6 separate regions of the Homo sapiens genome follow, and all the other regions are linked to region 1. A link is a loop called in an ENCODE intact Hi-C map of the cell type or tissue named here. Cell type or tissue: heart left ventricle. All regions are shown on one strand.

What was found. Hi-C counts contacts between places; a loop is a spot of excess contacts. Peaks named below come from ENCODE experiments on the same cell type or tissue, not always from the same donor. Only the 100,000 strongest peaks of a DNase experiment are listed, where the experiment ranks them.
Region 2: it touches region 1 in a loop (13-fold over the local background); 72 of 110 quality-filtered maps call a loop at or near these places.
Region 3: it touches region 1 in a loop (2.2-fold over the local background); 6 of 110 quality-filtered maps call a loop at or near these places.
Region 4: it touches region 1 in a loop (2.0-fold over the local background); 48 of 110 quality-filtered maps call a loop at or near these places.
Region 5: a loop joins it to region 1, with 2.3 times the contacts of the local background. A loop is called at or near these places in 26 of 110 quality-filtered maps.
Region 6: it touches region 1 in a loop (3-fold over the local background); 58 of 110 quality-filtered maps call a loop at or near these places.

Annotation. Positions count from the first base shown.
Region 1 is chr1:8,847,560-8,851,559 of GRCh38, reverse strand. No RefSeq gene overlaps it. Among named protein-coding and RNA genes, the nearest start is that of MIR6728, 17 kb to the left of the region's middle. In heart left ventricle, CTCF peaks have their summits at 2,247 and 2,472 (motif pointing right); a DNase peak (open chromatin) is centred at 2,539; H3K27ac peaks cover 424 bases.
Region 2 is chr1:8,557,143-8,561,142 of GRCh38, reverse strand. It overlaps RERE (arginine-glutamic acid dipeptide repeats), which reads left to right. Exons shown (of 23, transcript NM_001042681.2): 5 at 3,620-3,725. Among named protein-coding and RNA genes, the nearest start is that of SNORD128, 64 kb to the right of the region's middle. In heart left ventricle, no CTCF peak of the experiment used is centred here; no DNase peak of the experiment used is centred here.
Region 3 is chr1:8,753,218-8,757,217 of GRCh38, reverse strand. The region is part of intron 1 of RERE (arginine-glutamic acid dipeptide repeats); the gene reads left to right. Among named protein-coding and RNA genes, the nearest start is that of RERE, 62 kb to the left of the region's middle. In heart left ventricle, no CTCF peak of the experiment used is centred here; no DNase peak of the experiment used is centred here.
Region 4 is chr1:8,732,565-8,736,564 of GRCh38, reverse strand. The region is part of intron 1 of RERE (arginine-glutamic acid dipeptide repeats); the gene reads left to right. Among named protein-coding and RNA genes, the nearest start is that of RERE, 83 kb to the left of the region's middle. In heart left ventricle, no CTCF peak of the experiment used is centred here; no DNase peak of the experiment used is centred here.
Region 5 is chr1:8,803,460-8,807,459 of GRCh38, reverse strand. All of the region lies in intron 1 of RERE (arginine-glutamic acid dipeptide repeats), which reads left to right. Among named protein-coding and RNA genes, the nearest start is that of RERE, 12 kb to the left of the region's middle. In heart left ventricle, no CTCF peak of the experiment used is centred here; no DNase peak of the experiment used is centred here.
Region 6 is chr1:8,725,138-8,729,137 of GRCh38, reverse strand. The region is part of intron 1 of RERE (arginine-glutamic acid dipeptide repeats); the gene reads left to right. Among named protein-coding and RNA genes, the nearest start is that of RERE, 91 kb to the left of the region's middle. In heart left ventricle, a CTCF peak has its summit at 2,415 (motif pointing right); no DNase peak of the experiment used is centred here.

The DNA.
Region 1 (4,000 bases):
CTCAAGCAATCCTCCCGCCTCAGCCCCTCAAGTAACTGAGACTCCAGGTGAGCGCCACCATGCCCAACTAATTTTTTTGTATTTTTTGGTAGAGACGGGGTTTTGCCATGTTGCCCAGGCTGGTCTCAAACTCCTGAGCTCAAGCAATCCTCCAATCTCAGTCTCCCAAAGTGCGAGCCACTGTGTCTGGCCATCAACTTGTAATCTTGGAGATATGACTATTCAAGTACTTTTTTTTTTTTTTTGAGACAGGGTCTCACTCTGTTGCCCAGGCTGGAGTGCGGTGGCGCACTTGTAGCTCACTGCAGCCTTGATCTCCCACCTCAGCCTCCCAAGTAGCTGGGACTACAGGCATGTACCACTACACTCAGCTAATTTTTTTTTTTTTTTTTTTTTTTTTTGTGGAGTCGAGGGTCTCACAATGTTGCCCAGGCTGGTCTCAAATTCCTAGGTTCAAGCAATCCTCCTTCGCTTTTTTTTTTTTTTTTTTTTTGAGACAGATTCTTACTCTGTCACCCAGGCTGGAGCGCAGTGGCACGATCTCGGCTCACTGCAACCTCCACCTCCTGGGCTCAAGCAATTCTCCTGCCTCAGCCTCCCGAGTAGCTGGGATTACAGGCACCCACCACCACGCCCAGCTAATTTTTTGTATTTTTAGTAGAGATGGGCTTTCACTATGTTGTCTAGGCTGGTCAAGAACTCCTGACCTCAGGTGATCTGCCCACCTTGGCCTCCCAAACTACTGGGGTTATAGGCATGAGCCACCGCACCCAGCCCTTTGCCCATTTTTGAATTGAGTTGCTTGTGTTTTTTTGTTGAGTTGTAGAATTCTGATAGAACTGATAGTTACATGATTTACAAACATTTTCTCCCATTCTGTAGGTTGTCTTTTCACTTTCTTGATAGTGCCTTATATAACTTTTTATTTACTTTTATTTATTTATTTTTTTGAGCCAGGTTCTTGCTTTGTCACCCAGGCTGGAGTACAGTGGAACAGTCATAGCTCACTGCAACCTCAAACTCCTGGGCTCAAGTGATCCCCTCACTCAGCCCCCCAAGTAGCTGGGACTAGAGATGCACGCCACCACATCCAGCTAATTTTTCAAAATTTTTTTGTAGAGATGAGGTCTCACTATGTTGCCCAGGCTGGTCTTGAGCCCAGCTTGAGCGCAAGCCATCCTCCTGCCTTGGCCTCCCAAGGTGCTAGGATTACAGGCGTGAGCCACCATGCCCAGCCAATAGTGTCCTTTGATGCACAAGAGTGTTTACTTCTGATGAGGTCCACTTTGTCTATTTTGTTGTTGCTGCTGTGCTTTTGGTATTGTATTTAAGAAACCATTGCCTAATCCAAGCTCCAAAAGATTTGCACCTGTTAATTCCTTCTAAGAGTCTAATAGTTTTAGGTCTTTCATTTAGGTCTATGAGCCATTTGAGTTCATTTTTATATAAGGTTGCATGTGGATATCCAGTTGTCCCAGTACCGTTTGTTGAAAAGGTGTCTTTTTTTTTTTTAAAGCGTCTTTAAAAAAAAAAGTCTAAGTCTTAACTGCCAACAGATCACCTTAAAAACTGCTGAAGGACGGGCACAGTGGCTCACGCCTGTAATCCCAGCACTTTGGGAGGCTGAGGTGGGCGGGTCACCTGAGGTCAGAAGTTTGAAACCAGCCTGGCCAACATGGTGAAACCCCGTCTCTACTAAAAATACAAAAATTAGCTGGGTGTGGTGGCGCACACCTGTAATCCCCAGCTACTTAGGAGTCTGAGGCACGAGAATCACCTGAACCCGGGAAGCAGCGGTTGCAGCGAGCAGAGATCGCACCATTGCACTCCATTGCACTCCAGCCTGGGTGACAGAGTGAGACTCTGTCTCAAAAAAAAGCGAAACAACCAAAAACACTGTTGAAAATGTGGTGTTTTCAGACAGTGTGCTCAGAGGTCGTGGCCACTCCCAGTACACACCCACCCCCAGCTGTCCTTCTTGTTATTATTAAGAAAGAGCGCCGCTGTGCAGTTAGCACTGTTAAAACTGCTGCCTTCACTGAGCTTACACCAGGCTAGGCTAGGACTGGGAAAATTGAAGCTCTAGGTCGGCCAGTGTACAACCAGGACTCCTGGCCAGAACATACAATGCCTGAGGGCTGAGGGCCACGGGGCTGGAGAGGAGCTCTTCTGTACCGGGGGGGGTTGGAGGGGGTTAATCCTTCCCCCAACCTTCTGCAGGTGCAGCTCAGCTTTCCCTGCCATGAGAGCAGGGCGCCCCTGCATCCGCCTGCTAGGGGTGCGGTGAGACACAATATGTAAGGAGCCCTGGTCAGGGCCCTCATCCTGGCTACTCCTCCTGGCTACTCTATTTATTTATTTATTTATTTATTTATTTCTGCATATGAAAGCCAGGTCACAGCTACTCTTTAACTGTGCAGAAGGTCAGCTGGTGGTCCAGGTCCAGACGCGCCCAGGAGCTTCCTTCAGCCGCCAGGGGGCGCAGTGGGGCTGCCCCAAGACCCTGGGCCTCCGTGGCCTCCCCTAGCTGCTGGCTCTGCACGCTGCCTGGCTGGGCTGGCTGCCATCCCAGCCCTTCCTTCTCTCCAGCCCCAGCTGGCTGGCGCAGGTTTACTGTTGCAAGTGGACTGTACCCTGTGGCTCACAGGGACTCAGAGCCAGAGTGAAGCCAGCCCAGAGCTCTGGGCAAAGCTCGGTGAGATGAATGGAGCTGTCACTGGATAAAGGGAGATTCCCGGACAGCACATCCTTGTCAACACTCTCTCCTGTGTCACCGCAGATGCTGGGACGAGGCACAGCAGAGGCCATGGGACCTGGTCAAAGCGAGACTTCTTCCTTGGCCCATTTTGATTTCTTTTTTGTTGTCGTCGTTGAGACAGAGTCTAGCTTTGTCGCCCAGGCTGGAGTGCAGTGGCGTGATCTCAGCACACTGCAACCTTTACATCCTGGATTCAAGTGATTCTCCTGCCTCAGCCTCCCGAGTAGCTGGGATTACAGGTGCCTGCCATCATGCCCAGCTAATTTTTGTATTTTTAGTAGAGACGGGGTTTCACCATGTTGGCCAGGCTGGTCTCGAACTCCTGACTTCAGGTGATCCACTCGCCTTGGCCTCCCAAAGTGCTGGGATTACAGGCATGAGCCACTGCGCCCGGCCTCCCACTTTGATTTCTGAACCTTTTGGGTAACATCTCCTTCCCTCACATTTCTTGTGTGTTGAGGTCTTTTGTTCAGGCTTTCAGTGGATGAAAGGACAGAGGAGGAAACAGCTGTGGGAAGAGCAGCTGCTGTGCCTCCCTGCCTCTCTGCTTGGCCACAGCTCCCCTCCCTCTCTGGCTGCCCTAGCACTGAACTCTGATCTTCAGCAGTGAGACCTAGTACCTGCCTCCGCCTCACTGGGAAGCAAAGCCGCAGAGCAGGTGCAGCTGTGTGTGGCATGGCCAGCCACAAGCCAGAAAAACCAGCAAACCAGGGCCGGGAACAATACTTCCTGGGACCAGCCCCGGGGACCACTTTGGAAATGAGCATGGCAGAGGCAGCCACAGGGTGAGTACCCAAGTTCACGTGCACCTGCTTTAAAGGGAACCAGTGGGTTCTATGCCAAGTGCTCATATGGAGGGCATCTGTGGTCAGGCTGCAACTTCAGGGGAGAATTTCCACAGGTGTCCTGCACTGATTTCTGTCATTCCAAGTGACAGCACCTGTTTGAGGGAGTGCTCTAGGGCCATTCGGGGAGAATCAGTGACTCCACACAAGGCAGGGGCCCTGGGTGCCTGGTCTGGGGAAGGGCAGCCCGAGGCGGGGTCGGGAGTGATCAGATCCTTGGGTCTCTCCTCTTGGTCATCTTGGTCACACTTTTTCCCTGTTTTTATGGAATGTTGGGCCTCATCTCATCCACCAACATCAAAGCCAGCCAGCCAGCCAGCCAACCTCCATAGGAAATGGGCTGCAGTATTTGGCATAAAGAGCCTGCAGTGTTAAAAGACCCTTGTAAGTCTCTAGC
Region 2 (4,000 bases), 290 kb after region 1:
ACCAAAGCAGTTAATTTATTTGTGTGTGTAATCAGTAGGTATTCCTACACCATAAGATAACATAGATATTGTACTTCAGAAGATCACCAGTATCCCTGGCTTGGTTCTGAAAGATAGACATTGTACAAATTTGAGTTACTGTATCTAAAAGGTATTTCTGTTGCCCTTCAGGTTTTCAGATGTCTTAAATGTGTTGCAGAAATACATAGATGGTAGATTTTAAAAGATTGTTGTTAGGAGTGCTAGTAGATCTGGACTCCTGTATGCTCAGTGAAGTAATACATTTCTGTGAGCACTGAAGCATGTATTAGTAGCTCAGTGACTAGAGATCACTATCATCCCTTGTAGGAAACCAAGTTCTGGTGAAGAAGTAACTCCCACACTTCTCGGCACAGTTCTTCAGATTTTTCTGTGAACTATTGGTTACAATCACCTACCAATAGAGGAAACAATATTCATTGAGCACCTACTCAGTTCTAGATGCTTTCTGTCTTTTCTATTCTTTCAGTAATTATTTTAGGTAGATTTCAGTATCTCCTTTTTACAGAAAAGGGGAGATTGGGAGAATCTCGGTAATGTGCCCCAAGTCACATACATGGGAAGTCATGGAATTGAGATTGGAGGGGGCCACAGGCCTTCCCATCTTCTTTCCAGTAGGCCATCTTCCCTACCCTGTAGTGCTCGAACCAGGTTTTATTTTTGCCATTCTGATTTTGTTTTCCTTAAAAAACAAAACAAAATGAATTACTAGACCAGTGATTTCTCAACTAGGGACAATTTTGTCCCCACAGGGGAGATTTAGCAATGTTTAGAGACAGTTTTGGTTGTCAGAACTGGACGATGGGTGCTACTGGCAATTAGTGGTTAGAAGCCGGGGATGTCATAAGCATCTAACAGTGCACAGGCAGATCCCCACAACAAAGAATCCTCTGGCCCAAATGTCAGTAGTGCTGAGGTTGAGCAAGTCCTTATTATAGACAGCGTATTTTAACTGAATGCATCCCCAAGCACTGCCAAACAGGTGCTGCTTCTTCCCCTGGTTTATATATATTTTTTCTATAATGAGTAATCTTATCCTGGTCCTGCTTTTTATTATCCTGCCGAGGGAAGAAACTAAGTTTTCTTGGAGACAAAATATAATTTTTCCTCTACCCCTCTTAAGTTCTTGGCTAAATAATCCTTGTGCCAGAGAGCATATTTTGAGGTGGTATATCCTGATCTCCTACACTTTCTAGCTGCTCTCCCATGTCCTGGCGATTTGTCCCTTGCTGCCTGTGTATTTGGTCAGCAATAGAGTTAGAAAACTCCAGTTGTCCTGTAAGCTCACTAAAGGCCAGACAGAGTCAGGACTCAGGTTCTTCTCCATATTTCCCCAGAATGGCTTCGTTGATGCATGCAGATGGACTGTGGGGTCTGGATATGTTCAGTAGTTTGTCTATCTTTATTTCAATGAAAAAATTCATTGAAATCTCTCCCATTTTTTCTCAAGTCAGATGTTAGCACATCCATAATCCCCTGCTGAAAGTAATTATTTCTCTAAACTGCTACATGTAACATTTATTCTATTTATTTAACATACTGGTATGTCCTCTTTTTCCCATCTGAAGCATAAACAGTGTAGAAAGTTTTTTTTGCCATCAGAAATTTTAATATAAAGGCATAAAATGCATAAATATTAAAGAGTACTCATCATGTAGGATTATTCTATGTATAAAGTGTAATTAAACCAGTGATGATGCCGTATTTTTGTAGGCATGTGTATTTGGCACAGTTAAATGCAAAAAAAGAATCTTGGTATTTATGTTATTTACTTTGGTTTTTTGTTTTGTTTTGTTCTGTTTTTTTTTTTTTTTTTTTTTTTTGAGCTGGAGTTTTGCTCTTGTTGCCCAGGCTGGAGTGCAATGGCACGATCTTGGCTCACCTCAACTTCCGCCTCCCAGGTTCAAGCAATTCTCCTGCCTCAGCCTCCTGAGTAGCTGGGATTATAGGCATGCCCCACCATACCCGGCTAATTTTTGTATTTACTTTAAAACAGCACATTTTCGGCCGGCGTGGTGGCTCATGCTTGAAATCCCAGCAGATTGGGAGGCCGAGGTGGGTGGATGGATCACCTGAGGTCAGGAGTTCCTGACCAGTCTGGCCAACATTGTCAAAACATGTCTCTACTAAAAATACAAAAAATAGCTGGGCATGGTGGCACACACCTATAATCCCAGCTACTTGGGAGGCTGAGGCAGGAGAATCGTTTGAACCTAGGAGGTGGAGGTTGCAGTGAGCCGAGATCACGCCACTGCACTCCAGCCTGGGCGACACAGTGAGGCTCCTTCTCAAAAAAAAAAAAAAGAAAAGGAAAAAAAAAAGAAATAACACATCTTCACATTTGAGTTCTGTTGAAACTTGTGGCAATTGTCATCTTTCTGATTCTTTAAATGGCTTTTAAGTGTTTTTTAGCAAAGGTTTTTTGGAACCTTCCTGGTGTTTTAGTGTTGGCTATATTTGTGACTTGCTCGTTAAAGCAGGAAGCATCTTCCTTCATTAATGAGGGCTCTTTTATCATATTTTAGGATTTAGGCATCCCCTTTATAAACATGAGGCATTTCTTGAATTTTAGCTCTCATTCATTACTGACCAACGGGCCTGTGATGAGAACGTAGAGGCTGCTGAAAGGCATGATACTGCATTCACCTTGGAGAAGCCTGTTAAGGCCGCACATGGGTTGGAAAAGTATTTTAGGAGGCCGCAGGGAACCTCAGTGCACTCCCTGTTGAGCTATTTCTTGACCAGCCACAGAGATGATCTTTTGCAAGCTGCAGCCCCATAACTTGCTAATGGAAGGGCAATATTTGATCCTTTATTCTCTGAACAAACTGGGAACAAAATTAACTTTTAGGGATAACATAGTGCAGTGTCCTACAAACATTTACAGGATCATTTATGTGATAATCATAAAATTCTTCATTATTCACAAATAATTTTATACAAGATGTTCTATTATCTGGAGATTCGGAAATAAATGAGATGAGGTCTCTGGACTCATAGTACCTTCATCACCACCCATTCTTCGCTATATTCATTTGGCACTTAACAATAACTGTGGCTAAACAGTGGAAGGAGAATCTGATTTAGTCTGGGTAATAGGCAAACCTTGGAGAAGAGATTATTTTGTGCCAGGCCTTGTGGGGTAAGTTCTTTCTAGCCTTATTGCCCTTAATGAGCCTTGACAGTCAGCTAACACTGACTCTAAATATTTACCAAAATGATTAAAGATTAAAATAGAAGGATATATTAATGTAGTATTGTATAGTTAATGTTAAATAAAAATGTAATTTTGAATGGATTAGTTAAACTGGGGAGATAAACAGATTCAAGACTGGTCTCCTTTTGTTTCCTGAAATAAGCAGTTTAGAGGGGTAAGGTGAGAGGGATCTATTGATGGGTGTTTTTAAAAAACAAAACTTGACCTCATAACTGACTTATGTATTGTTGTGGTCCTGATGGTAATTGTGTCTCTCCCTATCTACGTGTCCACCCGTTTACAGGGGCTTTTGGTCATGGGTATGATATGCACTTGTGGCCACCTGAAATCCTGTTCCTAATGCTGTTAGATTTTCCTTTTCAGAGTAAGAGGGACCATCTCCTCATGAACGTCAAATGGTACTACCGTCAATCTGAGGTTCCAGATTCTGTGTATCAGCATTTGGTTCAGGATCGACATAATGAAAATGGTAAATATGTCCTTGTGGTTTGATTTGTGTGTTTCTTAGCTTTGGGCAAAGTTCTTTCTAAAGACATTTCATTAAATGAAGATAACTTTTTGAAAAATGGATTTTGGAGTGTTGGTAGGCCTTATGCTTGATGATTCACATTGGCTACCAGTTAGTCACGTGAGGTGGGTCTGTCCCTCTCTAGTTCCAGATGAGGAAACTGAGGTTGAGAGATGCTAAGGACGTTGCTGGGGCCATGCATTGTCTAAGTGGCAGTGCTGGCGCTGGCATCAAAC
Region 3 (4,000 bases), 94 kb after region 1:
CATTTGCCAGCTGTTAACACTTTCTTTGTGTGTTTTGTGTTGAATGACAAGTAGCTTCATTATCTTCCATCTTTATGAGTGCCATCAGAAGCAGTAACTGGTTTGCTTTTTTTTTTTTTTTTTTTTTGAGATGGAGTTTTGCTCTTGTTGCCCAGGTTGGAGTGCAATGGCACAATCTCGGCTCAATGCCACCTCCACCTCCTGGGTTCAAGTGATTCTCCTGCCTCACCTCCCAAGTAGCTGGGATTACAGGCATGCACTACCATGCCTGACTAATTTTTTGTATTTAGTAGAGACAGGGTTTCACCATGTTGGTCAGGCTGGTGTCAAACTCCTGACGTCAGGTGATCCACCTACCTCAGCCTCCCAAAGTGCTGGGATTACAGGTGTGAGCCACCATGTCTGGCCAACATGTGGCTTTCTAATGAATAAATCATTTTCAAAGTTTCAAACCCACTGAAACTAACAAGATTCAGTGCCAAATTAATATAATTGCATGTTTTCATTCTAAAGTTAAAGTGATCCTGATCTTCAAAGAAAACTTTCAAAAAGATATAGTAGTACAGCAAAGCAGACTAATATTTTAGAAAGAATATTACCAGTAATAAAAAGGACAGAATTATAGTTTGATGCATTAATTTTAATAACTTTTTTTTTATGGCTCTTGAGCCAAGATGCATAAAGTTAAACAGAAATATGGTTCTCATTTTGATTGTACTGAATTTATTATATGGCATGCTCTCCTCCCTTCAGATGCAGAGTCGAGGCTTTTAGGTCCTTTTTGTTTAAAAGAGTGTGGGTGATGCTAATATTATATAGCACTAGAATTAATAATTATCTTCACTGAATATCCTTCAAAGCAATGTAATAAAAATGCAATAATTTGAATATTGCAGTTCAGGCAGTAGTCACTTTAGTTATAAGTGGTGCTCTGACTTTTTAAAAATAACAAATGGTTAGCCATGATCTAATTGTTTTGTGAATTAGTTGCTTGTAAGAATTATACTTGTTTCTTGACCTATAGTTATTATAAAATTGACAATTTGATTATTTTTTACTTTATTTTTAAATTTTTAAAAATGTTTAGTGGAGATGGGGTCTCGCTATGTTGCCCAAGCTGGTCTTGAACTTCTAGGCTCAAACAATCCCTCTGCATTGGCCTCTCAAAGTGCTGGGATTACAGCTATAGCCACCACACTTGACTGATAATTTGGTTCTTTAATTGACTTTTTTCCTTTATAATAGCCCTTTTGTTGTGGTAGTATGCTGTAGATTTGGGGTTTTAAAATTTCAATTTAATTTAATTTTTATTTTTTGTGGAGACGGAGTCTCACTATATTGCCCGGGCTGGTCTCAAACTCCTGGGCTCAAGTGATTCTCTTGCCTTGGCCTCCCAAAGTGCTGGATTTATAGGTGTGAGCCACTGCACCTGGCCCAATTTGGGGTTTTGCATTTTAGAAATATATGTTAAAAACAGATTCTGACAATACAGTTTGTTTTTGCCGATTTGCTTGCCTAGAAAGTCTTGTTTGCTCTTCTGTAGCTTGTCAGTTAAATTGTCTGCTTTAAAAATTTTTGTATTCTTTGTCCCAGTTCCATGTGCTACTTGGCATACTATTTAGTTTTTACACTGCCTTTCAACCTCCCCAGAGGTGGATTGTCCATGAAGCTTAAACCAAAGAGACCCTCACTTGAGTGGCCCTCTTGACATTTTGTATACAAATTTTCGTGGTCTTTTTCTTAAAGAAGGCCCCCCAACTTGTATAAACAACAGATCTACAAAACGTTCCTTTTCTAAAATACAGGACTGCTAAGAGGAAATGAAAAACAAAAGTAAATGTGGATTTTTAGTTTTGTGGTTTAGGTAAAAGGGATATAAACAGAATATTGAATGGATTTGTGTGTGATGCCAGATTTAATTTATCATGATAACCATCAGTGGTGCACCAGATGTTTTGACTGTATTTAGCTTCATATTAAATTAAGCATAGCCAGTGGCCTACAAAGTCCATCTGTACTGCTGCCAAAGGTAGCACTGAAGACAGTCAGCCGCCTTTTATGTCTGTTACCACTGCTAGCTGCTGTTTCCCTCTTGCCATGGTATTTAAGCTTTGGAATTGCTCATGCAAAGGTGAGCCTTTGTATTGAATTGGAATTTGTATTCTGTAAATCGACTGTACTGAATGACAAGGCTTGCCTTTCAGTAGATAGTCTATTCTTATTTTTGCTTACCTATAAACCAGTGGAAATAAATACATAAGATTAGTTAGGGGTTTATTGAGGCTTGAATTCTAGAAAGAGGGGAATTACTATATTATACACAAGTGCCAGTTAAACATGTACCAATCTGAAGAAGATCTTTCTATACCTGCTACTAATCATGGAAAACAATTAACTTACTGGTTTTTGTTATATAAATACATATTAAGATCTGAAAATCTCAGCAGTTAGTTTTATTTATAATCAGAAAGACAGATGTTAACAGTCACTGAAAATCTTTATGTTTTAAATGAACGCACCTTCACTTTTACTTGACTTCTACTTCATCAGCATAATTGGAGAACCATAGATTCTTTCCCCATGAGTGAGGGCAAAACATACATCTGCAGTGTTCTTAGCATGAGGATCATTAAGATGGCAGACCTTGTAGATCAAACAATTTCCTCCCATACACCCTCATTCTTTCCTAGAAAAGCATTGAGACAGCTCTGAAATTAGACCTGGAAAGCATGTGCTAAGGCAAGAACAAATATCTTGAAAATTTTATCATAATGTTGCTTTTTAAAGTCCTAAATGTCCTCTAAAATGAAATTCTTTTGTATTAACCTTCTTTCATATGCTGGCTTTCACCAGACTGCAGAATTGCCTGATTTGACTTTCTAATGTAACTGTAATGAATCTTCTGGGAAGCTGAAACGATTGAACACACATACTCTGCAACTCCATTGTAAAATATTCAGTCAGTACTGTCGATGCTGCTGATTAAAAAAGGAGAAAAAAAAAAAAAGGAATTGGGAGTGGGAGAGAAAAATGAAACACTCCCTAACACATATTAGGGCTTAAAACCAAACATATTCTCTCAGGGATTTCAACCTTTACAAGACATCATGATGTGCAGTAATACCTTGATTAAATATATTCAGTAACTCCTTAATAAAAACATCAAGCTGGGTGAAGGTAGGGTCTGCTTTGTAAAGCCAGAATTAGGGGTATATGATTATGTTCAGTTTTGACACATTTGACACATCTGAAAAAGCATGGAAAAAAACTGGCCCATTTGCACAAACAGACAAATTGCCCTGTGCATTATGCATGAGGACCCAGTAGAGTTAAAGATTTGCCAGCCTATGAATGTGGGACCTACATACAGTGGAGCCCAAATGTTTAATGCTGGGTCTTTCAAATGTGTGTCCTTTACATACTTTGGGTCTTATTTAGCAGCCAGAGAATCAAGAGGTATGCTTTTTCATGGTATAAGTAATTTATCCCAGGTATTTATAATTGTAGCAGTATGTGTTTGGCTTATTTATCTGAAAGAAATTGAACACCAGAATTTAATAATTAAGGATTTATTAGTTAAAACTGAGTGTTATAATGAGCCAGATGCTGCTGCATTGAAACAGCCATTTTCATTAGCATTTTTAAATAGAAGAGAATTGAATTTAAATTTGGAGTGTCTTGACTTTGATGAGTTGACATTTTAAAATCTTTTAAAATCCGTCAAATAGAAGGCAAACTTCTTTTAATTTCAATGAAAGACAAGACTCACACTGAAATGTCAAAATAGGTAAGTGATTAAAAACCTACCTTAAAAATCTGAATTTCTGATTTTGAATACTGTAAAATAACGTTAACTTAAAATGCTTGAGAAAAGAAACGATTGCAAAAATGCGTGGAATATAAAAAATTAATTTTACCTATGACTGAAAAAGGTATAGATCACTCAAATGGAAGAGTCATTGGTGAATGGGAATGGGGAAGTGTGTTTATATTGTTTATT
Region 4 (4,000 bases), 110 kb after region 1:
TAGCAATTTATTGAGAAGTTGAAAGAAAAACATGATGCTCACTTTAAGAACAAGTATAGGCCGGGCGCGGTGGCTCACACCTGTAATCCAAGCACTTTGGGAGGCCGAGGTGGGTGGATCACGAGGTCAGGAGATTGAGACCATCCTGGTTAAGACGGTGAAACCCCGTCTCTACTAAAAAATACAAAAAATTAGCCAGGCGTGGTGGCGGGCGCCTGTAGTCCCAGCTACTCAAGAGGCTGAGGCAGGAGAATGGCATGAACCCAGGAGGCGGACCTTGCAGTGAGCCAAGATTGTGCCACTGCACTCCAGCCTGGGCAACAGAGCAAGACTCTGTCTCCAAAAAACAAACAAACAAACAAACAAACAAACAAACTGATGGTTTAAATGCAGAACAATTGCAGGAATTATGATAGTGAGAGCACCCCTGCACTCACCGTTTAGATTCTACAGTTGCATTTTACTATATTTGCTATAGCGTATACATTTACCATATTTACTGTAGAATCATCCTCTATCCATTTCTTTGTGTATAAGGATTTTGCTTTAGGATTTTATATTACAACAAAAGGCTACAAACAATATAGGAGAGTGGTTGAATATGGTAAATATAATAGTCTGTTCTTGCATTGCTATAAATACTGAAGACTGGGCAATTTATAAAGGAAAGAGGTTTAGTTAGCTCACAGTACTGCAGGCTGTACAGGAAGCAAGGCTGGGGAGGCCTCAGGGAGCTTTTACTCACGGTGGAAGGCAGAGCTGGAGCAGGCATCTTCACATGGCTGGAGTAGGAGGAAGAGAGGCGGAAGGTGCTATACAATTTAAACGACCAGATCTCATGGGAACTTCGCACCGAGGGGATGGTGCTAAACCATTCATGAGAAACCGCCCCGTGATCCAATCACCTCCCACCGGGCCCCACCTCCAACACTGGGGATTACAATTTGACATGAGATTTGGGTGGGGACACAAGTCCAAACCATATTATTATGGAATATGGTGGAATTCTCTGCAGCAGTGAAAAAGAATGAGGCACTTTGTATGGACTGACACGGAACAATCTCAAAGATACAGGAAGTAAAAATGGGCTCAGAAGGCTATATGAAGTATACTACTATTTGTGTAACAAAGAGATGTACATATATGTGTGTGCATGCTGTATATGCATGAAATATCTCCAGAAAGTATAAGCAAGAAGCTGATATGACTGGGGGTGTGGGGTAGCCCACCTACAGTACCATGCATATATATTATAAATTTTTAAACTGTGTGCACTTATGCTAACTGCTGGAAGGTTTAATTGCTTCCTTGATATTTTCAGCATGTCAGAAATCTCCACCTCCTAGTCCTTAGATTTTAGATTGTAACAAATTGCAGCCAAACAGCTAAGGTTTGAATTCTTATTCTTTATTTATATATGTTATAGATTTTACTGTCAATAAAACTAGGATAATTATGAGTTATTAAGAAGTTTAAGTTAGATAGTCTAAGTAAAGTGCTTAATATAAAACAGTGGCTGGCACACAGTACTTGACACAATAAGTATCAAGTATTATTATCAAGCATACAATTTTGTGGGAGAGGCAAATAATAAATAATTTAAATATTCTCTGTAGGTGTGTCTATGAGGGATGCGGTAAGTAAAAGGGAAATCAGAGAAGGCTATATAAGGAAGTTGAGAAGGATAATTGAGAGAGAAGTGAAGGAAGGCCATTCCAGACAGAGAAAGTCCCTTTTCTAAGGTGCAAAAGCATAAAACAGTGTTGGTGAGTTTGAAAATTCCAGTAGTTCATAATGGCTTGAAATAGTCTGGGTTATGAGAGATGCAATGGCAGATGATGATGATAGCTGACATTTATTGAGCACTTAGGCAACGTCCTCTTTTAAGTGTTTTTTATGTTTTAATGTATTAATTCCCTATAGTAACTATATTGGTAGTATAATTACCTTCATTTTACTGTTGAGCAGACCGAGGCAGGGAGATTAAGTAACTTATCCAAGGTCTTGCAAAGTCAGCCCATGTTTGTGTGCACCCCTTGTGCTGCCTCATGAGCCTGCTTGGTAGATGTAGTGCAGACAATGAGCAGTGTCTGGATTCACTTCCATAAGCTTTGGGAAACTATAATATTAAAGGATTTTAAGCAATAAAGTGAAACTCTCAGATTTCTACTCTAGGATGACCAGCAATGGCTTAGGGAAGATGATGAAAATCTCGTTTCCACTTCCTTCCTTTCCCTTCTCCTCCCACCCCAAATCCTTTATGTCCTGAAGAAATGATATAATTCATTATTAATATAATACTTTGAGAAATGTGGAGGAGTTCTTTAAATTGATCTTCACCTTGTAATGAATTTGGACACATTTTCAGGACTTCTCCAGCTGTATCAAAGTAAAGGCAAGAAGGGTCAACAATAACAGTTATATTATATGCATTTTATTTTATTTTATTTTAATTTTTGAGACGGAGTCTCACCTTTTTGCCTAGACTGGAGTGCAGTGGCACGATTTCGGCTGACTGCAACCTCCACCTCTGGGTTCAAGCAATTCTCCTGCATCAGCCTCCCGAGTAGAGTAGCTGGGATTACAGGCACCCACCACCATGCATGGCTAATTTTTGTGTCTTTTAGTAGAGATGGGGTTTCACCCTGTTGGCCAGGCTGGTTTGGAACTCCTGACCTCAGGTGATCCAGCCTGCCTCAGTGCTGGGATTATAGGCGTGAGCCACCGTGCCCAGCCACATACATATTTTAGATTAAGCTCCTATATGATATATGTAACAAAATACCTCCAAACTGCTGCTTAAAACAACATTCAGCATTTGTTATCCCACACACCTTTTGTGGGTCAGGAATTTAGGAGTGGCTTGAGGTCCCTTCTCAGGTTGCAGTCAACTGAAGGCTTGATAGGGCCTGGAGGATCCAATTGCAACATAGTGCATTCACAAGGTTGGCAGAGTTCTTGCTGGCTGTTGGCAGAAGCTTCAGTTCCTTGCACATGGAACCTCTTCATAGGGCTGCCTGAGTTTCTTCATGATACTGCACCTGGCTTTCCAGAAGAAAGGATTCATATAAGAGCAAGGTGAAAGCTGCAATGTCTTTTATGACGTAGCCTTGGAAGACATTATTGTCAAGAGTTTGAATACCAGGAGGCAGAGCTCACTGGGGGCCATTTTGTGGGCTGGTTACCACAGTTCTCATGAAAATGTTAGTGAATAGAATAATAAAATTTAGAACTAAAAGGAGCCGTAGCCCAGTGGTTTCAAGATGTGGCTCTTGAACCAGCAGCAGCACTTGTGAATTTGGTTAAAATGTAAATTATTGGGCCTGTCCCAAGACTTACTGAATTAGGATCGAGGAGTGACTCCCAACACTCACTCTCTCTCTCTCTCTTTTTTTTTAAATAAACTTTATACTTTAGAACACTTTTAGATTTATAGAAAAATCGGGCTGGGCGTGGTGGCTCACGCCTGTAATCCCAGCACTTTGGGAGGCAGAGGTGGGCGGATCACGAGGTCAGGAGATTGAGACCATCCTGGCTAACACGGTGAAACCCCGTCTCTACTAAAAATACAAAAAATTAGCCGGGCGTAGTGGCGGGCGCCTGTAGTCCCAGCTACTCGGGAGGCTGAGGCAGGAGAATGGCGTGAACCCGGGAGGCGGAGCTTGCAGTGAGCTGAGATAGCGCCACTGCACTCCAGCCTGGGTGACAGAGCAAGACTCCATCTAAACCAAAAAAAAAAAAAAAAAAAAAAAAAAAGAAAAATTGAAAATTGGGCAGATAGTATAAGTAGTTCCCACACACACACATATACAGACACACACACAGAGTTCCCCCTATTATTAACATCTTGCATGAGTGTGGCTTATCTGTTACAACTGATGAAGCAGTATTAATATATTATTAACTGAAGTCTACAGTTTAAGATTCACTCTTTGTGTTGTACATTCTGTGGGGTTTGACAGAAACGTAAATGTCATGTGCTTATCCACAGTTACAGTAT
Region 5 (4,000 bases), 44 kb after region 1:
TGGCTATCTGCCTAAGCAGCCCTACATTCTGACATTTTTCAGTATAGTCCCTGGGACTGGGTGGGGGGCGGCGGAACTGCAAAGTATTTTTCAAATTTAAGGATAAAGCTGGATGTGGTGGCTCACAACTGTAATCCTAGTGCTTTGGGAGGTCGAGGCAGGAGGCTCCCTTGAGACCAGGAGTTTGAGACCAGCCTGGGCAACGTAACAAGACCCCCGTCTCTGCAAAAAAAATTAAAAATTAGCCAGGCGTGGTAGCACGTGCCTGTAGCCCAAGCTACTCAGAAGGCTGAGGCGGGAGGATTGTTTGAGCCTAGGAGGTCAAGGCTGCAGTGAGCCAATATTGTGCCATTGCTTTCCAGCCTGGGAGACAGAGTGAGACCCTGTCTCAACAACAACAAAATGTAAGGATAAGAGAACCCCATAAGGTACAGTTAGGGAAAGATATCTTGTGATAAATAAGATTTGCCATGTGGAAAACTGACCCACCATCAGTGATAACTGCTATGGCATTTTGGTAAGATGCTGATGCTAATTTTGGTAACAGGAGTGTCATCTTTGAGGAATATGATTATGTGTGATTATATTAGCAGAGCAAAGCTGAAGTCTAGTCACATTGTACTCTCATATTGTAGCCTGAAGCAAGAATATGATGACAGCAGGGGAGTGATGAACTTGGAGGCTAGAGAAGAGGGAAGCAGAGGCTTCTACTGCCTCGGCTGCATTGATACTGGCTTGCAAACTCCCGGAGGAAGAGGCCCATCATCTGCTTTGGTCACTTCAGTGCACCTTGCTTGCGAAGAGTACAGTAGGCATTCATTTGTTAAATGAATGAATAATATTAACGTATGGTATTATTGAGGTAGAGATAAGGGAGATTTGGCTTAATCGCTTGACCCCAAGGCATACTTAGGAAGTTATTATTATTATTATTATTTTTTGAGATGGAGTCTCCCTCTGTCACCAAGCTGGACGATCTCAGCTCACTGCAACCTCCGCCTCCTGGGCTGAAGCAATTCTGCTGTCTCAGCCTCCCAAGGAGCTGGGGTTACAGGCGATCACCACCACACCTGGCTAAATTTTGTATTTTTAGTAGAGATGGGTTTTGCCATGTTGTCCAGGCAGGTCTTGAACTCCTGACCTCCGGTGATCTGCCCACCTCTGCCTCCCAAAGTGCTGGGGGATTATAGGTGTGAGCCACCGTGCCTGGCCAAAAAATTATTGATAATAACAATTTTATACCTCAAATATAGTGTAGAAAAAACATTTTAGAGCTTAGTTATTTGAATAATCAAAAATAAGTTTGTTGGCCGGGTGCAGTGGCTCATGCCTGTAATCCCAGCACTTTGGGAGGCCAACACGGGCGGATTGCCTGAGGTCAGAAGTTTGAGACCAGCCTGGCCAACATGGTGAAACCCCATTTCTACTAAAAGTACAAAAATTAGCTGGGCATGGTGGCGAATGCCTGTAATCTCAGCTACTTGGGAGGCTGAGACAGGAGAATCTCTTGAACCCGGGAGGCAGAGGTTGCAGTGAGCTGAAATCGCGCCATTGCACTCCAGCCTGGAAAACAAGTGTGAAATTCCGTCTCAAAAAAAAAAAAAAAAAAAAAAAAGAAGGTTGTTTTGTTTTGTGATGGAGTCTCGCTCCTGTTGCCCAAGCTGGAGTGCAACCGCGCGATCTTGGCTCACTGCAACTTTTGCCTCCCAGATTCGAGCAATTCTCCTGCCTCAGCCTTCTGAGTAGCTGGGACTACAGGCACACACCACCATGCCTGACTAATTTTTGTTTTTGTTTTTTTTTTTTTTTTGAGACGGATTCTCACTCTTATCGCCCAGGGTAGAGCGCAGTGGTGCAATCTCTGCTCACTGCAACCTCCGCCTCCGGGATTCAAGTGATTCTCCTGCCTCAGCCTCTCAAGTAGCTGGGACTACAGGCGCCTGCCACCATGCCTGGCTAATTTTTGTATTTTTAGTAGAGGTGAGGTTTCACCATGTTGACCAGGCTGGTCTGGAACTCCTCACCTCAAGTGATCCACCTGCCTCAGCCTCCCAAAGTGCTGGGATTATAGGCGAGAGCCACTGCACCTGGCTTAATTTTTGTATTTTTAGTAGAGATGGGGTTTCACCATATTGGCTAGGTTGTTCTGGAACTCTTGACCTCAGACAATCCGCCCACCTCGGATTCCTAAAGTGCTGGGATTAGAGATGTGAGCTGTTGCGCCTGGCCCCCCAAAATGAGTTTATTTTAATCCTAGTAAGTTTAAACTATGTATTCAAAATTATTTAATAGCTGGGTATGGTGGCGGGCATCTGTAATCCTAGCTACTCGGGATCCGGGACAATCGCTTGAACCTGGGAGGCCGAGGTTGCGGTGAGCCGAAATCACGCCACTGCACTCCAGCCTGGGTGACAGAGCAAGACTCTGTCTCAAAAAAAAAAAAAAAAAAAACCAAAAACAAAACAAAACAAAAAAAATCATTTGAAAAAGTAAAGTTTAATAAATATAGTACTCTTTCTCTATAATTTTGCCGTGTGTTAGATAGGATTAGATTCAGCAGTGAGTGGTAGAAACCAAAAATAACAATGGCTTAAACAAGATAGAAGTTTCCTTTCTTTCATGTATCTCATAGACAGTCCTGAACCAGTATGCTACCTTCATGCTCATTAGGGGACCCAGCCTTCAACATGTAACTCTTTCCTTTTTGTCAGAGGTGGCTTCTCCACTTTCTCACATCAGTTCTGCATTCTCACCAGCAGGAAGGAGGAAAAGGCAAAAGCTGGGCACACTCCCTTCTTGTGAAGATACTTTCCAGAAATTGTACATATCGCTTCTGCTGTGTCCCTTCGATTATAACGGAATCACAAGGTCACACATAACTGCAAGAGAAGCTAGAAAGTATATTCTGTGCTGGAAATTACTATGTGCCTAGTCAAAAATCAGGGGTTCTCTTACTCTGGAGGAAGGGAAGAATCAGTATTGCACTACATCTGGCAGTTTGTGCCATAAATACCAGTAGAATGGCTAATGTAGTATTAACACATTTGATAATTTGACAGTATTATTGTAATCCTTCAGTATTATTTGTAAGAATAACCCCCCACCTCCAGTTCAGTATCCAGTATAGAATTTTCACTGAAATTTGTCTTGATCTAACGATGGCTTCAGATTTTTATTGCTGGGTAAATTTTCTAACAAGATGAACTGCCTTCTGATTTGAACATTCTGATCTTGGTAGCATAATCTGCCATGTGTACATATATATATTTTATGTGATTCATTATTGTAGGAATAATTACTGAAATTTCCTAAGTTGTTATACACTTAGGATTATACACATATGATTAAAGACCTTGTTGAGACTTAATTTTTAACATCTATAAACTGGAAAAATGTGCAGACATCTTGTTTCTATTAATATATTGAGAAAAGTTTTCATTAATATTAATATTTCTTAGGAAATCTAGCTTTATAAAACATCTACATGTTTCTTTCATATTTTGGTTGGAATGGTTTAGCACCTTTGTTTGCATAGCTTAGTGAGAATTTAGTCTTTGTGGAATCCTTAAACACTTTTGACGCTACAGAAACTTTAGTTGGCTGGGCACAGTGGCACATGCCTGTAATCCCAGCACTTTGTGGGGCTGAGGCAGGCAGATCACTTGAGCCCAAGAGTTTGAGACCAGCCTGGACAACATGGCAAAACCCAGTCTCTAAAAAAAAAAAACAAAAAACCAGGCATGGTGGTGTGCACCTGTAGTCTCAGCTACTCGCGATGCTGAGGGGGGAGAATTGATTTAGCTTGGGAGGTCAAGGCTGCATTGCACTTCAGTCTGGGCAACAGAGTGAGACTCTGTCTCAAAAAAACAGAAAACCAGACCAACCTTCCCCTTCAAAACTTTAGTAACTTGGGATTATATGTAGCCTTGGAATATTTATTCTGTGATGGTCGATAATGAACAGTGACTTCTTTTTTTTTATTTTTATTTTTGAGACAGAG
Region 6 (4,000 bases), 120 kb after region 1:
GAGTGCAATGGTGTGGCACGATCTCAGCTCACCGCAGCTTCCACCTCCCGGGTTCAAACGATTCTCTGCCTCAGCCTCCTGAGTAGCTAGGATTACAGGCTTGCGCCACCATGCCCAGCTAATTTTGTATTTTTAGTAGAGACAGGGTTTCTCCATGTTGGTCAGGCTGGTCTTGAACTCCCGACCTCGGATGATCACCTGCCTCGGCCTCCCAAAGTGCTGGGATTACAGGCATGAGCCACTGCGCCTGGCTATAAAAGTTTATTTTCAAAAACAGGTGCAGTCTCTTGGCCCTAGTTGCTAGCTGCTGTTTCAGAGCCTGTGGAAATCTTACCTTCACTTTATGCCCCAAAGGATGCCATCGTTTTTATCTACTGGATGGGATCCCCAAGATTACTTAGATTGTTTTCAGAAGTAATAACAGATATCTGGGTATGGAGCATAGCATCTTAGTTTTAGTTTCTTTTTTGAGGGATGCTTTTTGGTGTTATGGTATACCACAGGTGCCTAGAGAAAATTCCGTTTTAGGTGCTGTCCTTTGAGGAAATACTGCTGATCTCAAATAACTGTGGGTAATTGAAATATCATACCTTTTAATGGTGACTACTAATCCCCTAAAAAGAATATAGACTTTTTCGCTCTAAACATGGTTTCAATAGGGTTTTTTTTTTTTTGATGGTCTCTTATGACTCTAGATTGAAACAAACAAGAAAATAACCCTACTTCTATAGTTACTATAACAGCTGAGGCAAGCTATACTACCAGTGGTGCATGGTAAAGCCTGCCTTTTAATAAGTTCTTAAATATAAAGAATGATAGAAAGTTTCAAGTTATGGTGTGTTATAGGTGCCTATGGAGTTATTAGGTTAGAGGAATGATTTTAATTTACTTGGATTCCTTAGCACATTGCTTATTGCATGCGTGCTCAGTAAAAGTGGATACTGGTGTTTGTGCTTTGCAGCTACCGCAGGTCTTGGTTGTCATGGCTTCTCATTAGTGCATTAAGATCCCTTTAGAGCTCTGGTTGCCTGGCAAGAGAAAAGGCAGGAACTGCCAGGAGCTGAAAGGACAGATGCTTAGCTGCAGAAGTAGCCTCTGGGGAGCGTTGGCTGCGTTGGCTGAGGTTCGTGTGCATGTGGTCAAATGTGTGAACTTGGGTTTTGCTAGACAAAACTCTGGGCTACATGGATTAATTAATATATGCTACAAGTGGTCTTTGTTTTAGAAGTCTTTGCAGTTTGAGCTATTTAAAACTTTTTTTAAATAAGCAAATTAGAAGATTCTGTTTGGGGTGCATTCCTGTCCTTTGGGGAAGTACTGCTGACCTTTAAGAATAGTGGGTAATTGGCCGGGCTCAGTGGCTCACACCTGTAATCCCAGCACTTTGAGAGGCCGAGGCTGGCGGATCACGAGGTTAAGAGATCAAGACCATCCTGGCCAACATGGTGAAACACCGTCTCTACCAAAAATACAAAAATCAGCTGGACGTGGTGGCGCGTGCCTGTAGTCCCAGTTACTTGGGAGGCGGAGGCAGGAGAATCGCTTGAACCCGGGAGGCAGAGGTTGCAGTAAGCTGAGATTGTGCCACTGCACAACAGCCTGGCGACAGAGCGAGACGCTGTCCAAAACAAACAAACAACAAAAAAATAAAAAACAGTGGGTAATTGAAATATTGTATGTTTTAATAATGACTACTAGCCAGATGCGGTGGCTCACATCTGTAATCCCAGCCCTTTAAGAGGCTGAGGCGGGCGGATCACCTGAGGTCGGCAGTTCAAGACCAGCCTGACCAACATGGAGAAATTCTGTCTCTATGAAAAATACAAAATTAGCTGCGCATGGTGGCGCATGCCTGTAATCCCAGCTACTCACGAGGCTGAGGCAGGAGAATCGCTTGAACCCTGGAGGCGGAGGTTGTAGTGAGCCGAGATCGCGCCACTGCACTCCAGCCTGGGCTACAGAGCGAGACTCCTTTCCCCCCACCCCGCGCCCTCCAAAAAAAAGACTACTAATCCACTGAAAAAAGGTCAGTTGGCTGGGCCCAGTGGCTCATGCTGTAATCCCAGCACTTTGGGAGCCAAAGGCGGGTGGATCACCTGAGGTCAGGAGTTTGAGACCAGCCTGGCCAACATGGTGAAAACCCGTCTCTACTAAGAGTACAAAAATGAGCTGGGTGTGGTGGTGCATGGCTGTGATCCCAGCTACTCTGGAGGCTGAGGTAGGGGAATTGCTTGAACTCAGGAGGTGGAGGTTGCAGTGAGCTGAGGTCGTGCCACTGCACTCCAGCCTAGGCAATAGAGGGAGACTTCTTCTCAATAAATAAATAAATAAACGTCAGTTTACAATATTAGAATACTGAAAGCTTGAGTAATTAGAAGAGTCTTATGATTAGAATTAATTATTTCAGGCTAAAAAATATTAGAAGGAGACTCTAGAGGGCAGTATAAGTCAACATGTTCATGCTTCTCCTGGCAATGGAAAGTTAAATTTTGCTTTGGAAAAATATACCAGGTGTTCTGAACTCTTTCCCCACCACACGGTGTCCCGGTTTGGTAGAAATGTGAGTTTTGGAAAGAAGTGCTCTGATTTGGCTTACAAAGATTAGCTAATGTATCAGAATTATATGGCCCTAGGGAATATCTCTGCTTGGTTTACAATACTGTCTTAGAAAAACTGGAATTGCCTGGCCGGGCGCGTTGGCTCACGCCTGTAACCCCAGCACTTTGGGAGGCCGAGGCGGGTGGATCACGAGGTCAGGAGTTCGAGACCAGCCTGACCAACATGGTGATGAAACCCCATCTCTACTAAAAATATAAAAATTAACCGAGCGTGGTGGCGTGTGCTTGTAATCCCAGCTACTCAGGAGGCTGAGGCAGAACTGCTTGAACTCGGGAGGTGGAGCTTGCAGTGAGCCGAAATTACGCTGCTGCACTCCAGCCTGGGCGATAGAGCAAGACTCCGTCTCAAAAAAAAAAAAAAAAAAAAAAAAAGAAAAGAAAAAAGGAAAACTGGAATTCCCTTATTGACTCAACTAAATTGAGTTGAGTTTGCTTTTCAGACATTTGTGGAGCATTAAGTGAAAGGAATATATCTTTATAGCTAATATGTCTTTTGTTTTCAAATCTTGTTGGGTAGGAAGTAAATGTACCCTCTATTCAAACAAATGGGAAGAGTTTGACTTATTTTGACTTTTTTTTTAAACAACTTTTTAAAACAAAGTTAAAATTAGATGCCTCATTTGTGAATGTCTGTGTTAATGTTGAACCTTTCAGAACGTTTGCATTAAGCAAAACCCAGAGCCTATTATGCCTATCACTTTTTCTTCTAATTTTTAACCTTCTATGCATTTTCAGGGAAATCTAATCCTTATGTTATTGACTCATCTTACATATAATTCATCAAATATGGTTTGGAAAGAACTGTTTTGAAGCCTAAGAAGCTCTAGTTTGTAGAGCTTCTTAGGGTCTTAGGCTTTACAAGGCAGAAAGTGGGGATTACCAAGGGCAAACTAATGAATCTCCTATAAATTTAGATTTAATATTTTAAACTATTAATTGCAATTTTTGTTTTTTGAGACAAAATTTCACTCTGTTGCTCAGGCTGGAGTGCAGTGGCACGATGTCGGCTTACTGCAACCTCTGCCTCCCGGGTTCAAGCAATTCTCCTGCCTCAGCCTCCTGAGTAGCTGGGACTACAGGCGCCCACCACCATGCCCGGATAATTTTTGTATTTTAAGTAGAAACGGGGCTTTACCATGTTGGTCAGGTTGGTCTCAAACTCCTGACCTCAAGAGATCCGCCCACCTTGGCCTCCCAAAGTGCTGGGATTACAGGCGTGAGCCACCGCATCCGGCCAAAATAGTTATTTTGACGTAGTTACAACTATTTTTCCTTTGGAAATAAATCAGGAGTTTTAGAAAATACTGAGTTTCCCACATCTTTCAGTAATGTTAAAACTAATGTGCACTAGTGAGACAGGAACGAGTATCATGTATTGCCTT